Regions from separate parts of the Mus musculus genome. Here region 2 is linked to region 1. The links are chromatin loops, found by intact Hi-C in ENCODE. Cell type or tissue: heart. All regions are shown on one strand.

The links. Peaks named below come from ENCODE experiments on the same cell type or tissue, not always from the same donor. Only the 100,000 strongest peaks of a DNase experiment are listed, where the experiment ranks them.
Region 2: it touches region 1 in a loop (3-fold over the local background); 9 of 42 quality-filtered maps call a loop at or near these places.

The regions. Positions count from the first base shown.
Region 1 is chr3:40,741,323-40,749,322 of GRCm38, forward strand. It overlaps Hspa4l (heat shock protein 4 like), which reads left to right and starts at 4,291. Exons shown (of 19, transcript NM_011020.3): 1 at 4,291-4,462. The coding sequence starts at 4,356. In heart, a CTCF peak has its summit at 4,176 (motif pointing right); a DNase peak (open chromatin) is centred at 4,129; H3K4me3 peaks cover 2,559 bases; H3K27ac peaks cover 1,844 bases.
Region 2 is chr3:40,795,109-40,803,108 of GRCm38, forward strand. Plk4 (polo like kinase 4) reads left to right here and starts at 4,843. Exons shown (of 16, transcript NM_011495.2): 1 at 4,843-5,175; 2 at 5,892-5,987; 3 at 6,677-6,772; 4 at 6,850-6,964. The coding sequence starts at 5,146. It also overlaps a transcript of Hspa4l not described here. In heart, CTCF peaks have their summits at 3,567 (motif pointing right) and 4,977; a DNase peak (open chromatin) is centred at 4,903; H3K4me3 peaks cover 2,348 bases; H3K27ac peaks cover 1,638 bases.

The DNA of each region.
Region 1 (8,000 bases):
ATTTAGACTCATTAATAGTGGATGCTAGAGAGGGGAAATCCAGTTAATTCTAGAAGCTGGGAGTACAGCTCACTGGTAAATATGTGCTCAGTATGCATGGGGTTCTGGGCTAACCAAAACTATAGTCAACTACATTATGACCCACTAGTTGAGATAATATTTTAAATAGTTCATTCAAAGACATCTGCTGAAAGATTTACAAATCTGAACCCAGGAGTGGTAGGCATGTAAAAAAAGGTGGTGGTATAAACAAATCAAACCTAGCTAAGTGCTTGCAGGCTTTGAAAGGAAAAAAAAAAAAAAAAAACGCTAACTTTTGTGTATTTGGGAAAAATTTAGCCCCCTGTTTACTTGTCTTGTGATTTTACATACATTCTGGTCTCTTCCTTCTTAATATAAGTTTTACAGGAGGAGGCTTGAATGTGACATTAGTTATATTATGCTTAGGTAGGTAAGTTTGCTTACATATGAGGTTCAATAATCACAAATCCACAAGTGTATCAGTCACTTACTGGTGATACCAGAATAAAGATGGTATGTTTAATCTTCATTGCTCACTCTTCTTTCTCACCTGCTTGAAAATTTGGGCAAGAGTATAGCTAAAATAATTTCTAAAAGAAATTTTATTAAGGTATCATATGAATGAATTATAAGACATTGAATACTGTCTTAGGATTTCTATTGCTGTGGAAAAAACCCTATGCCCCAAAACAATGTGGGGAGAAAAGGGTTTATTTTGCTTACCCTCCACATCTCAGTCCATTGTGAAGGAAAGTCAGGGCTGTAATCTGGAGGTGGGAGCTCATGAAAAGGCCTTGGGGTGCTGCTTGGTGTCATGCTCTCCAGGCCTGCTCACATTGCCTTCTCTTACACCCCAGGCTTGCCTCACATCAGTCACCTACGAAAATGCACCACAGGCCAGCCTTGTGGGGACGTTTTCTCATCTGAGGTTCCCATTTCCCAAATGATTCTACCTTGTGTCAAGTTGGCATATAACCAGCCAGCACATTAATGAAACAACTATTTAACTCTAGAGATTAAAGGTGTTTGGGGGAAACAGACCAGTCTAAGCTATTTAAGTCAGTTGCAGATTGCTTTCTGAGAATGTATGAGGTCTTGGGTTCAATCCCCAGTTGAGGGGGGAAAAACAAACAGAAACAGTAAAGAGCAGATTGAACAAAAAACTAAGACATAACAACGAAGGCAAGTAAACCAAAAGCTGGTTCTTTTAAATAGTAATGATAAGAACCAAGAAAAAGACACAAGGAATATTAAGACTGGAGAAAGACAAAAACTATAAAAGAAGAGCACTGACTTAAATAAACCAATGTCTGTCAACAAATTTGAAGTTGATAAAATAGTAATTTTTGATAAAAATATGACTTGATTGAAAAATAGTACAAGACATGAATAAACTACCCACTAAAATAATGTAACCAGTGGTCATAAATCTTTGTCAGAGAAAACAGGAATCTCGTTCTAATTCTACAAAACTCATGTCAGATGGTTTAAATGAGAATGACACCATAGGCTCATATATTTGAAGACTTGGTCTCCAGTTGTTGGAACTATTTGAAAAGGATTATGGGCCTTTTGGAGAAGGTATGTCACTGGTGATGGGCTCTGAGATTTCAAAAGCCCAAACCATTTCCATTTAGCTTTCTGTGCCTTCCTTTTATGGATCAAGACATATGCTCTCAGCTACTGCTCCAGTGCCGTGCCTGCCTGCCTGCTGCCATGCTTCCCACCATAATGGTCATGAGCACGAATACTCTGAAATTGTAAGTTCCAAATAAACTCTACTGTAACTTGTCTTGGTCATCAATTAAAAAAAAAAAAAACCTAAAAAAGCTGGTCTTGATTAAGAGTAAAGGAAGCAAACTGGTCAGTGAATATAGATGCAAATGTTCTACATAATTATCACAAGTGTGACTATGGGTGATTTGTCGGAGGAATAGGAGGGTGTTAAAGAGTTTGTTAATATTTTTCACTGAGTAATAGGTTGAGAATAGGGGTCTCATTCAATGATTAGCATTTGCTAAATTTCAGCATCAAGAAAAGAAAAACTTAGCGAACTAGCAATATTTAGGTTTAAATTTCTTATAAACACAAAATTTTCTGTTAGAGACAAGTATGCTCACTACTATTCCTTATAGTCTACATTTTATTGGTGATCGTACTTATCATTAGAGAAAGCAATAATAAAAGGACAAAATGAAGGAGGTCCTTCACAGGCTATATGTTTTGAAACCGAGAGGGTCCAATAAGCTAAAAGAACCAGAATCTACAATAGAGTGCAGCAAGTTTCCTAGCTACAGGATCAATATAAATTACCATTATCCTTATATTCCAATAGCAGCTAAGCATAGTTATATTGACATGTTGATGTCATGCATAAATGCTGTGTTTACATTTAGCCTGAAAACAGTCCAGGGAGTAATATTATCTTAAGAGACACTGAGCCCACGGCTTGGAAAGTAATTGCCAAAGGTCCTAGAGGCAGTAAAGGTTATGTATGCCTGGGGTTACTACATGAATCCATGTAACTTCCAAGTGCTTGTCCTGTTTTAACTACTAAGTACTCATTTCCTCCTGTTAGCTGTAAAGAATCAGAACTCTTTGTTCCTGGCATCAATGCCTTCTTTTTACTTAATATTTTAAGGGTTTAATAGGAAAAAAAATTTTTACACGTGAGATTCCAAAAACATCATACACAAATAAAATGAAATTCGTGGTCCTAGGAGAGCTTCAAGATATCCAGGAATAAATCTAGCCAGCGGCAGATCATTATCCCTTAGGATAATGGCTAAATGGGGCAACTTAGTAGTGGAAGCCACTGAGACCCAGAGTTCTGAGGGGCCAGAAGCATCCAATCCCTGCTCTGTGTGCGCACAGCCTGCTGGGAAGCCAAGGTAGGTGGTCTCCTAAGAAAGTGCTGAGTGGGTCAGAGCATGCCCCCTGCAGACTCTGAAGTCAAAAAAGATTCTTTAGAGACACTAGAGTTGGAACAATAGTGGCGTCCCAGTTGACTTGGTATAGTTCCTAAAATGTATTTTGTATTCATTATAGCAACAGCGGGGGCTATTGCCACACTTGCTGCTGCCGCCCTAACAGCAGTGTTAATAGTGAAGCGATTGAGTAACTTAAGAAGGAGCACAAATACGGACTATGAGAGTACTGAATATGCGGATAAAAATTCCGTGTCAAATTCCAAGGTGAAACAGGAAGCACACAAAAACTTGGACGAGCTGGAAGAGGGATTACACAAGGAATTGGATGAGAAGGGTCACCAGACACAGGAACTGGACGAGAAGGGTCAGAATGTACATGAAGAACTAGATAAGAAGAGCCCACAGATACATGAAGAACTGGACCCTAAGGAACGTGGGACACAGGGGCTGGATAAAAAAGAGCCAAATTCACACTGGGATGTGCATGGAAAGGACCAGGACCGCCAGACTTCGTAAGCATGAGCTAAAACTTGTTCAAGTGCACACAGGCAGCACGCCTCCTCACAAGGCAGGCTTCTTCTCTGAAGCTCCCTGGGCAAGCAGGCCAGGGCCTAGAAAACCACTTTTTCATGGAGGAAGGTGACAGGTTGGGACCGGGCGCAGCAGGGTAGCTCTGAGAAGCGGGCGACCCTGGCACCGCACAATGGGCACCACCTCACAGAGGGGCTGCAGGAGGAGCCTCAGCACGAGCCGCACGCGGGCGGCCCCTCGGGGCTGCGAGGCCGGCGGTGAGATCCCAGGCTGTGGCTCTCGGGGACCCTGGGAGGATGCGGGCGGCCAGAGCGAGCGGTGCTGCGGAGAGCAACGCGGAGGAGGGAGGCGCTGCTAGGAGGGCGGCGCTTAGAAGAGCGTCCGCGAGACACCGCTGCCCCGGCGTTGCCGGGAGACGGCTTCGCCCCCCCCCCCCAGGCGTCGCCCGACCGCTGCCCCGCCCCGTCCCGCCCCGCCCTGCCCCGCGGCTCCGCGGCCTCCCCTCCCTCTTTCCAGCTCTTTCTCGAACCTGCCACTCCGCAGCGAGCCGTTGCCGAGCGCTGACGGGAGCGGCCGAGGGCGAGGCCGCCCAGCCTCAGCCGACCGGTGGCTCGCGCCTCCCGGGGCCGAGCGCGCAGGCGCAGACCGCAGTAACTGCCGGTTGGGGGCGGCGAACCGCAGTGGAGACTAGGCGGCGGGCCGGGCGGAGGCGGCGCGGCTCAGGCGGGCGGCTCCACCTCCGCAGTTCCGACGCCCTGCCCTAGATTTTCCGATAGAGAGTGGGTCCTCTCCTTTGCTTCTCGCAGGAGTCGCAGCGCCCGCAGTGGGGACCCGCAGCGGGACGCGGTCTCCGCAGCCCGAGCCTTAAGCGGGATGTCGGTGGTGGGCATTGACCTCGGCTTCCTCAACTGCTACATCGCTGTAGCGAGGAGCGGCGGCATCGAGACCATCGCCAACGAGTACAGCGACAGGTGCACGCCGTAAGTGCCGCACGCCCCCTTTCCTGGGGTGGGGCCCGGGACGCCCCCTGTGACAGGTGCAGCGTCTACAGCCAGACGAGGAGGGCAGGGGCTTCCCTCTGGCTGCTCGGCTCGCCTCATCTCTGCTTGCCGCAGACATCCCTGACCCTGGGGCCCCTGCGTTGGGCTGCAGGAGGCCATGGGGGGGCCACCTCGGCATGGCGTCCTGGACAGGGAAGAAAGGTCTGAGGCAACCAGAGAGGGGTGACCTGGGATTATCCTGTACTAGGAAGTCGGCTAGAGCTCTGCATTCTGCCCTCCCTCCCCCATCTCCTGAGCGACAGCTTTCTCAGAAAAGTGACCCCTGGTTATTGCACACCTAAGAAAACGAAGGGCAGTTTTCCTAACACTAGAAGTCATTGGCTTTATTTATTTATTTATCTGTCTGTGTGTTTATAGAAAGGAGAGATGAGGTGGTGTCCTTGAGAATTTGAGATGATCTGACCAGTTTCCGGAGGGATTAGGTTAACGGTGCATTCACTATGAGACTCGGACAATGGGAATCTTAGCTGTACATTGGCAGTATCTTTCAGTTAGTGGAAATTGCCGTTGTTAGAAGCTACTACCCAAAGTGCGTGTCTACAGAGTGAATTGTTGGTGAGTCAGAGGCAACGATCCTGTGTAAACAGGATTGTGGAGTGTTTCCATTATGAACTCTTGATGAAAGACTATGTAGCATTATGTCATGGAAACGTGTGTCCACACGTTCACTTCTTTCTCCTTTCTGGAAAGTTTGTTGGCAAAGAACACAACTAATACTTGCACAAGAAAAAACTCTTTGTACACTCTTGTTCACCTATAATTTGATGAGGAAAATTTTGTTCATGTGTTTTTTTTTTTTTTTGGAAAGATGAATGATCCATACTATATTTTTAAATTAAACTAATTCAGCCAAGATCAGTGTAAAACCATCTTTAAATGATGAGGTTAAAATAGTTCTAGTAGTTTAAGAATGTGACAGTATGTTTCAGAGTAGCTTTAGTGAATACAGAATGCTTTGATTTCTTTCCAAATGTAGTCTGCAATGTTTTAGGCCTCCTCTTTTTCTAGATTGACCCATCACATCTCTATTGAAATTCTAGATAAACAAATGTGAACATTAGCCACATAACCACCATAATTCCAGGACCAATAATTTACTCATGATTTATTAATTTATTAAGTATATATTATGAAAAATTATTAAACTTAGAAATATAGGTACATGAAGAGGCAAAATTAAAAATTAAAATTCTATCCAAAAATAAGACTTTTAGGTAGTTTTCTATTTGTTTCTAAAGTAGAAAACTTGACGTTATGTTAACTAACCTCTATGTAAGGTATTTCTATTCCATTGTTTTAGTGTTTGTATAATCATTAATTCCATCCCATATTCTGCTTTCAGGTTGCTCATATTTTATTTTTGCAGATGTTACAATAAGTACCTTTTTGTTTACTTTTACTTTGTAGATTTGGGGTTGGGTTTCATGTGTTTGAGGAGTAACATTCAGTGGATGAAAACTACTGCGGACTTTTGAGATTATTTTGCTTCAGACAAATAATCAATGCCCATATTTGCTATTTTTGTTCTTTCATTTAAATTTGTTTAGGGGGTTTTAAGGGCTGATAGTACAAACTGTAACATAGCCAAACCTAAGACTGCTCTAAAATCTTCAAGTATTAATACAAAACAAAACAAAACGGTTCCCCAGTCACTTCTTTGATCTTGATCTTAGGGTGAGGAATCTGATATTACATAATAGGTATATACACTTGTGATATCTCACATACCATTAATAGTCTTTTTAGCCTATGATCATTATACTAATTAATGACCATCACTTCGATTTGGTAAAACTTTTCATTTAGAGAAGTGGGTGTCAGGTAGTAGTTAGCAGGTTCTAGGTCCACACATTTATCATTAAAAGAACCTTAAAATGGTTGTGCATTTATATTTGTGTTGGGACTGGGTGAATTTTAATTAAGGTCATATCCTAAAATAATTAGCCTAATAATTTAATAGTTAATATGCATCTGCAATGGCTGATCAGTTTCTGGTTTTGATTTTTGAGACAAGGTTTTGGATAAACAGCTCAGTCTGATCTTGGACTTGATTTTCCTGCCTCAGCATCCTGAGTACTGAGCTGAAAGGCATGCATTCCCATGCCTAATACCTGATCAGCTTTTTAAATATTTGTCTGTGTGATTTCTGTTGATGGACTCAAGTTATGAACTAATTTAATTATAAGTTATGTTTAGTAAGCATTTGAAAGCTTGTATTATTTTCCATTTGTTAAAATATTTAATCATTCTGGCCATAATAAAAGATTTGAATTTTATGTTGTAACTAAATTGTATATGCCTAGAGTATTTTTTTTTCTAAAAAGGATGTTAGAAAGCCTTTAGCAACAAGATGCCATTCTGAGAACATTTTTCCCGTTTCATCTTCTCCCATGACACACCCACCCTCCCACCCCCCAGATAAACAGTATTCAGATGTCCTTTTCTCAACTTAAGTCCTTTTACTTACAAACACTGAAAGTCTCTCAAGAGCAAAATGTTTCACAGCTTACTTTAATGGCTAAAGAATCATGTTTTAGAACTCTTGAGATCTATGCCAAGGCAGTGGCTCTCAGATGTTATCCATTTTGCCCTCACAGGGACATCTTACACTTAACTGAAAATTCTTTTGTTGTCACAGTTGACAGTGGGAGTAAAAAGGGTGCTATTAGCATCTTGTGGGTAGAGGTCAGCATACAGCTGTTCAGTATAGCCCCACTTGCCCAACAAAAGAAGTATCTGGCTCAGATTGCCATGTTTGAGAAAGTCAGCTCTCCGGACACCTTAGCACTGTACTTGAAACAAACAAGTTGCTTAGCTGTTGAAAATTTGATTCAGAGCCAAACTGGCAACATAGAAGAGGGTCAGAAAGGCTCACCAAGGGAGTGAGCTTGCTGGCTATCTCATATCACTATTCATTAAGCAACAACACAGTGACAGAAGAACTAAGAATATTGTGATCTGTGTCCCTGATAGGGGACAGCGAAGAGAAAAATAGGGCTTTTTTTAAAAGCTTATATAACAAAATTGAGAGGAACAGGCAGATGAAGAGATGGCCAAATCAAGGGCCTCAGTTAAATAATTTCAGCCCTTAAGCCATACTCTGGAATATAACCTTTGTTTTGTATTATACATCACCATATAACTATTACTACTACTATAATATCACTCAGAAACTTAATGGATTCTCTCTCATTACTTGATGCAAATATTTCAGATTTACAGTCTGACCTTGATAACTGTCTTAATCAAATCCTCTTATGAAACTAGCCAAGTTGTATTATTCCTAGTTACCATACAGCTCCACTTTTCTGTTCATTTTACAAGGGCCCATACTGTGTACCTACCAGTCAGTGATTCTGGCCAGTGCTGTGCAGGAGAACTTTCTATCATGTATATTTGTTCTCTGTTTACTTGGGTTTTTATAGCTACTAGCTACATGTGTATGTAAGGGACCTGG
Region 2 (8,000 bases), 54 kb after region 1:
GTAAAAAACAGACATCTTTGATTTCTGATTAAGAAAAAGCACTCTACATCTTTTTTTTTTAAGTTTTCTAAGTTTGTTCCTTCTGAGAGATTAAGTAAAAAACACCTTTAAAATCATGTCAGCCTGCTTAGAATGTACATGTTAAAAAGCAATTTAAGATGAAAAAACTAGCTTTACAGTGTGTACACTTTTTCTCTAAAATAAACTTTTGTGGCTTTAGTGTCTTAGAAGGAGAGTCCTAACATGAAATGGTCATCTCTTAGATTTGGGAGGAAGGAAGCCACTGTTAACTGTGTAGTGTTACAGCATATTGCACAAAAGGTTTTGGTTTTGGTCTGGTGTAGCTTTGGCTGTCCTGAAATGAAACACTCACTATATAAACCACACTTGCCTCACAGAGATCCTCCTGCCTCTGTCTCCTGAATGTTGGGACAAAAGTATGTGCCACCCCTACCCAGCGAGAACAGTTTTTAATGAAAACTGAGCTAGATTGTCCAGTTCTGGTAAACAGTCTTCCAGTCATCTCACAACCATTATTACAACCATGTACAAAGGGACTCCACTCCACTGTCCCTGTACAAGGACTTTTGACAGTTTAGTGCTTAGTAACTAGTCTTAGTTTTCTTCCTTTTAGAAAAACTGTACATTTGATCTCTCAATTCTGTTTGCAAAGCAGTGCAGAAAACTATAATCAAATGTGACATGTCTATAAAATAATTTTGACATAACAGACATGAACAGACATAAGAACGGCTTCCAATGTTAATTGATAATCTATAAATATCATTTTGGAATTTGACTGGTTCACAAATATATCCACAAAATGTTTGCATATGGAATAATAGAAGCATATAAAACATTGTATGTAAATTGCATCTTCATACTAGCAAACAAGTTAACAAATGATAATAAATGCAATTCAGTTTTGGATGTTGGTCCACATTGTCAAGAAGTCATGTAATAATAATAAATACATATTCTACCTGCTACTTGAACCATGAGTTTTGCACACCAGAGGTTTAATGTTTAAGTGTTGGACTTTACTCACTGTATGAAACACTGATGACAAGTCACCAAATCTTCTTAAATAAGGAACTTGCAAAACAATGGGGCTTTTAAGTAATTTTCAGACACTTGATTCTGAAGAGTCATATGGTCATTTTTGAGTTTTAGATGTGGTAATGGACAAAAGCTTGAGAGTGAAGTAAAGCTTTGGAACTTCTCAGGTTGAGAAGAATTTCTGCCCAGGTCCTCTGTTTAGGACCTGCTGCTCCTGGAGCTGGTGAGGTGGCTCAACCAACTTGCTCTGCAAGGCTGAGGATCTGAGTCTACGCCCTAGATCTCATGATGGAAGGAGTGATACCAACTGTACAAAATTGTCCTGACTGTGACATGCATGTGCATGCAAACATGCATGTAAAATAAAAAGGAACTGCTGTTCCTGGGGCTGGGGGATGTCTCATTAAAATCCAAGTGCAAGTGTGTGGATCCAGAGCACCCACTTAAAACAAAGCAAAACTAGGGTTAGTGGCACTGAGGAAATGGACTCATGAGATCCCTAGATCCCTACAGGTTTAGTGAGAGACCACATCTCAAAGCCCGCTGTGGTAGTGTACGTCTTTAATCCCAGTATTTGGGAAGCAGAGGCAGGACGAATTCTGTGTCTCAAGATCAGTTCCGGATACAAAAGTAACTGCTGTTCCTAATAAAATGTGTGTGTGTGTGTGTGTGTGTGTGTGTTCCTGATAAAGGAACATACTAATAAAAATAATTGCTGTTCCTGATAAAAAAATAAATATAATATATGCAATATTAATCTTCTGGGGGGATTAAGATAGCTTGTAAAAAAAGGATATGTATCCTCAATCTAGAAAAACATTTATGTCATACACTTTAAATTTCCAAATTATCTCAGCCACAGAGTGGTGGTAGTGGTGCACTCCTTTAATCCCAGCACTCCAGAGGCAGAGACAGATCTCTTCACCTGCTTTACAGAACAAGTTCCATGACAGCCAGAGCTACACAGAGAAACCCAGTCTCAAAGTCTCAATGAAATGCACATATTCTAAAAGTCTTAGATGGTTAAGCTACAGTCAGCTGTTCATGAGTTGAAAATTTGAAAGGGTTTCTTAAAAAAAAAAAAAAGCTCTCTAGTTAGGTAATATGAGGAAGGAGAATGTTTTAGAGGTAAGAAAGGACTGTTATAAGCATGTCTTTACTAACTTATCTACAAAATTTCCCCCTTTGGATAAAGACATAGATTCAAGATGGTTCACACAGCCCGGAAGTCTCACAGGCAGCATGATGTCAGCAGAGTGAGCACACTTTCCGCAGTGATGCTTTGGCCACCTGTTTAATCTCACTGTCAACAGGATAAAACTGATTTCCTTAGTGATCAGAGATGACAAGAATATAAAATTAATAGAAGATAACATAAACTAAATTGTAATCCATTGCTAAAAGAAGAAAACATTGAAATCACATTAAAAAGTCTAGTAGCCAGGTGAGTACTAGTGAAACAGAGGGAGGGTGTCCATTGCAAGTAAGTACAAAGTCAGGTCTACAGAGACCTTGTCTTAGTAAGTAAATAAAAACCTAAACACTGATAGCTACTTTAATGACATCATATTTGCCAGTTTGAAGAGTATTTGTGGCTTATAGAAGATCCAAAAAAAAAAAAGATGTAGTAGAGAAAAAGTTATGCTAAGAACATACAAAAAGGTAAGTGAAAGGCTAAGAAAAAATGATTCTACAGGTTAAAAAAATGTTTCTGTAAATATGAGTAGTATAAATTAAAACTTTAGAGCATAAAGAGGGTATTCTTTGATTATAGAGAATTCATTAGAAATATATATGAGCTCTGACACAGGTCTGAGAACATAGACTGCAGCTGACAATGAAGTGATAACACAAGGCAAATATATAAAGCAACAAAAAGTAACGAGGGCATGGATTTATATCAACAGACTATTAATGGGCTCTGATAAACTTTAAATACATGTGAAATATTTACAAAAACTCTGAGGCCACAAAATAAAGCCCAGGAATACCAAAGACATCTGCAAGACTTTTAAGCAACAGTCTAAATCATCTATGAAACTAGATCGGGTAGCACACATCTAAAATCTAGCTCTGGAATTCAAGGCCAGCCTGAGGTGCATAGCATGACCCTGAGTCATAATAATCTTATTTGCCTATTAAGACACTGCAAGGGAAATTCTAATATGCCAGTGTGCTTGAAATTAGAATTCTAGAATGTTAAATCATGTTGAAAATTGAGAGTGCTTCTATGAATGTAAACATTCCTTAAACTACAAATGAATCCATTAAATTGCAGGTTTTTGTTTTTGATGTGCAATCATTCCTGTGTGTACGTAAATTACGTGTTCATTATAAAGTATCTTCACACAAGCTCCATCCGGCAGGCACGGTGCTTTGTTTTCAAACAGCTTTGAGAAAGTTCTGTACATGAGATCAGCTTTTTTGTTTGTAGATTTTATTTTTATAACGTGAGTTTATGTGAGTATAGGTTTGTGTACATGAGTGCTATGTCGATAGGAGCCAGAAGGTGGCATCAGAGCCCCTGGACGTGGATAACAGGAGGCTAGCTGACAGCATTGAGTACTGATAGGCAAATATGGCTCTCTCCCACAGCAGCTAGGTCTCACTCACTATGTCGGTATCTCCTACCCCTGAGATGTGCACAGTGTCTGAAAAGCATGAAACTTGTGAAGTGATGCCTTGCTTGCAGGATAACGTGTTCATTTAAATATGTGTGGAGGTTGGCCTTAATTGTCTCAAGGATACTGCAGCCAAAGACAAAAAGGTCCTAAATGAGGACCTCACTCAGCATAGAACCTTTTAAAAGTGCCCGCTAGCCTATTCCTCTTATTCCTAACTATAAATTGCCCTTGGAGACACAGGCCCCCACTAAGACGACTCATCTTTGTTGATAGACCCCCTGACCACCCAGGTGCCATCATCTCTGATTTGCTGTCTTTCCAAATGAATCTTTCCTTGCCTCACTTCTTGTCCTGGAATCACTGGCATTTGGGGATAGCAATCTAGACCTGGATTGGAACACTATTAGGAGTTGAGATAAAACACAGACACAGAGAGAACACACTATTGAGGATCTTCAGAAAACAAGTCACTACTTTGGATCTTTTTGCATCTGATTAAAAAATCTCAAAACAATTAGGCTAAAAAGCAAACCCCTGTCGGATTATTTACTAGCAACTAATGTAAAGATCCATACCACTACTCTTTCTTCAAAACATTTTTAGAGGAAAATGACTTAGCCTAGGTCACTCACATATGGCTCAAAATAAATTTGTAAGATTGGTAGCCCAGGTTAGCCTGGAACTCCTTAGAGTCCAAGAATGGACTGACTCAACCCCAGTGCGTCGCTGTGTCCAACCTTTAATATCTGTCCGGGCAGCGGGTTGCTGGGAAAGAAGAAACTAGAACCCAAGGACATGTCCACGCTTGGAAAGCATTTTACCACTTAGGTACATCCCCAGGCTTTTTTTACTTTAGAGTCGGTGTTTTCCCTATACAGTTCATCTTAAAGCACCACACATTAATAGCTGTAAAAAAGGAAAATGGCACAACGGTGTACATGGTGGGCTGGCGGGTTCGGGGCTGTTCTAAGGAAAGTAATGGACTTTTCCCCCTAGTTCTCTTTAGGCCAAACCTACACACTTATTTAAAAGACTTTCTGCGGGAAGCCAAAGCCCTATTATCCTTCAGGTCAAAACGTAACCTATTATTAGCGTCCGCGCTACGGTCAGTCGTACACTGACCGCTTTCCGTCAAACTTAAAACCCACTTCCGGCCTAGAGCGAGGGAAAGCCCCTGCTGCGCATGCGTGTCGGTCTCCGCCTCTAAGAAGTGGAGAGTGTGCTGACGTCACCGCCAGGCTGGCTCGTTCGGAGACCGGCGGGAATTTTTCAAAATGGGAGCTCCGGGGCGCCGCCCAGGCCTCGGGAGGTACCGGGGGTACCTTTCGGTGGCGTTGGCGGCGTCGCCAGCGGCGGCGTAGAGAAGGCGTCCTGATGGGCGCCAAGACCTGCTGGCTTCTCGGAGCGCTGCCTCGGAGGGACTGCGAGAAGGCCGAGCCCCGGGCGCCGGCGGCTCGGGAACATGGCGGCGTGCATCGGGGAGAGGATCGAGGTGAGGCCGGCGGGCGCGGAGCTGAGGGAAGGTCCGATGGAGGCGGACTCTGGTATTCCGGGACCCAGTGAGCTGAGGTGAACCGAGCGCAGTGCTGAGGGGAGGTCCATTGTGGCTCGGCACAAACACACGGGAGACCAGACGGGTTAGCGGGCTGAGGCTGAGGCCCAGTCTGGCTCAGGCGCTCACTGGTGCTCAGTGACACTAGTAAAGCGGGGATGAGGCGGGCAGGCGCGGTGGCGGTGGCGGGGCTGATCGCCGAGGGACAGGCGAAGCGACCCGCCCCCTGGAGCCCCGCCCGGAGGGGAGCGCCTTGTACCCCGCAGGTGTGTCTCCAGCTGCGGGCCCCGCCCGGTCCTGGTCCCTTGGCGTCGGGTCCGCACTCCCGCCTCCAAAGCCGCGCTCCGCTTGCCCCCTCCCCGGGGATGGCGGTTACCGTGGCGGGAGCTGCGGCGGGAACCTGGTGGGCCAGAGGAGGGACCCGAGCTAACCAGCTCATTAGAGTCCTTAGCCTCCATCAGGGAGGGAGCTCAGAAAATCTCTCAGAGCGTCAAGATGCCTTCCACCCCAGACACCTGCATCATCGAGGTGTGGCAGCTGCTTGAACCATGTCTCCTTTTCTCTTTGGCCCATTTCACATCCCATCCCCTACCCAACTTTCTTACTTTCTAGATCTGCGATTCCTCACGTGTAATCCTTAATTTTTTTTTTAAAAGGACTTTAAGGTTGGAAATCTACTCGGTAAAGGATCATTTGCTGGTGTCTACAGAGCTGAGTCCATACACACTGGTTTGGAAGTTGCAATCAAAATGGTAAGAATGTATTAGTTATTGTTTCTTCAGTATTTTTGCAAGGTACTAGAGAGCAATGAAGGCATGCTATTTAAAATGTCCCACTCATTATCTGCTAAAGACTGCACCTTGCCACCCTGCCAAATGTGTGCATTTGTAATAATTGCATAATACATTGCATAACCAAAAGACAGCTGTTAAGTACAGCATCTGAATTTAAGGACATTTAAGAGACTCTTAACCTTGCTTAAGTGAAGTTTTATACTTTACTAGGGTTCAGGAGACCAGTACATTTTGTTGCTATGAATACTTAAGGTAATGAGAAGTCAGCAATTTATAATAATAATATGCTCATTTGTGGCTGTAACGGTCCAAGAATACCATTATGGTCAGCCTGTGATCCCAGTTCTGAAGAGTTGGGAAAAAGAAAATCCTAACTCCAGGGCCAATCTCTGCTATCACATAAATGCACTGGACATACTGGGAATGTACTCTGTTAGGTCGAGGGCAGAGCACAGATAGGAGTAAACTGACTTCAAAGACTATATTAAAAAAAAAAGACTTCTTACAATTATAGGTTGTTGTTTGAGCTTTTGTCTGGGCTTAGGGGTATAGCTAGGTGGTAGAGTGCTTTTCTCTAGCATGCACAGGGCTCTAGATCAAGCCACAACCATAAAAATCAACAAATAAATCTGCCCTCTTATTTTTAGATAGATAAGAAAGCCATGTACAAAGCTGGAATGGTACAGAGAGTCCAAAATGAGGTGAAAATACATTGCCAGTTGAAACACCCCTCTGTCTTGGAGGTAAGATACCAGATGTATTAAAGTAGTTAAGGAAAGCTGGATGTTCGTATAGTTGACGGCACCCTTTTCTGTTTTAGCTCTATAATTACTTTGAAGATAACAATTATGTCTACCTGGTATTGGAAATGTGCCACAATGGAGAAATGAACAGATATCTGAAGAACAGAATGAAGCCTTTCTCAGAAAGGGAAGGTGGGTGTCTTTTGGGGGTTGGGGTGTGGAATTTGTCTCTCTCTGTTCTGTTTGGTAAAACTTGGCTTTTCAATGTGTGGTTTTGAAAAATGTGGTATTTTTATAACATTTGTGTAATTTTGTTTTGTTGATGCAAGGACTCTGGCTGTCCTAGGCTGGTCTCAAACTCACAGTTTACCCCTCTCTCATGAGTGCTGGGATTAAAAGTATAAGCCACTACACCCAGATTAGTAATACATATTTAAATTTATTTTATTTTATTTTTTTGCATGTATTGAGTCTTTACCTGCTTGTGTGTCTGTACACTGTATGTGTGCCTGGTGCTCAGGGAGTTCAGAGGAAGAAATTAGATCCCCTGGAACCTGATTGTGAGGTACCATGTGAGTGTTGTGAATCCAGGTCCTCTGGGTGGTGAGCTAGGACTCTTATCCACTGGGCCATCCTTTCAGCCTCAACAATTTCTTTTCTGTTTTTAAGGCATGTGTATAAGTGTGCCTCTGTCTATGAGTATGTGCATGTAGTGTAGGTAGGGGTCCCTGCCCTTGGAGGGTTAACATGGATACTGGGAATAGAGTTTGGGTCCTTTGCAAGAACAGTATGTATCTCTTTATCAGCTGTGTCATCTCTCCAACCACAGATAAAACTATTTTAAATTTAAAAAGGAGAACTCCCCACAAAACTGGCATTTATAAATCAAGTATTACAAAAGTAGAGAGATTTGTAAGCCTTCTGTTCTCTAAAAACAAATTTAAATTAAATTATTAGTAACAGTTTATAGAAAATCCTTTCAAATCTGGAAAATAACTTAGAATGTCTTTGACTAACATTTCCAAATAAACATTATGAACATTTACTATATATGAAAGGTCTGAAACGCAGAGAACTATGCTTATTACTTATTGCTTATTAGCTTATTAGTCAACTTCTGAAAGGATGGAGTGATTCAGACTCCCCAGGTAACATATCTTTGCAATGCAGATTTTTAAATGCACATAGCAACAAAGCTTTTTTTCACACATAATAATATTTTTTATGA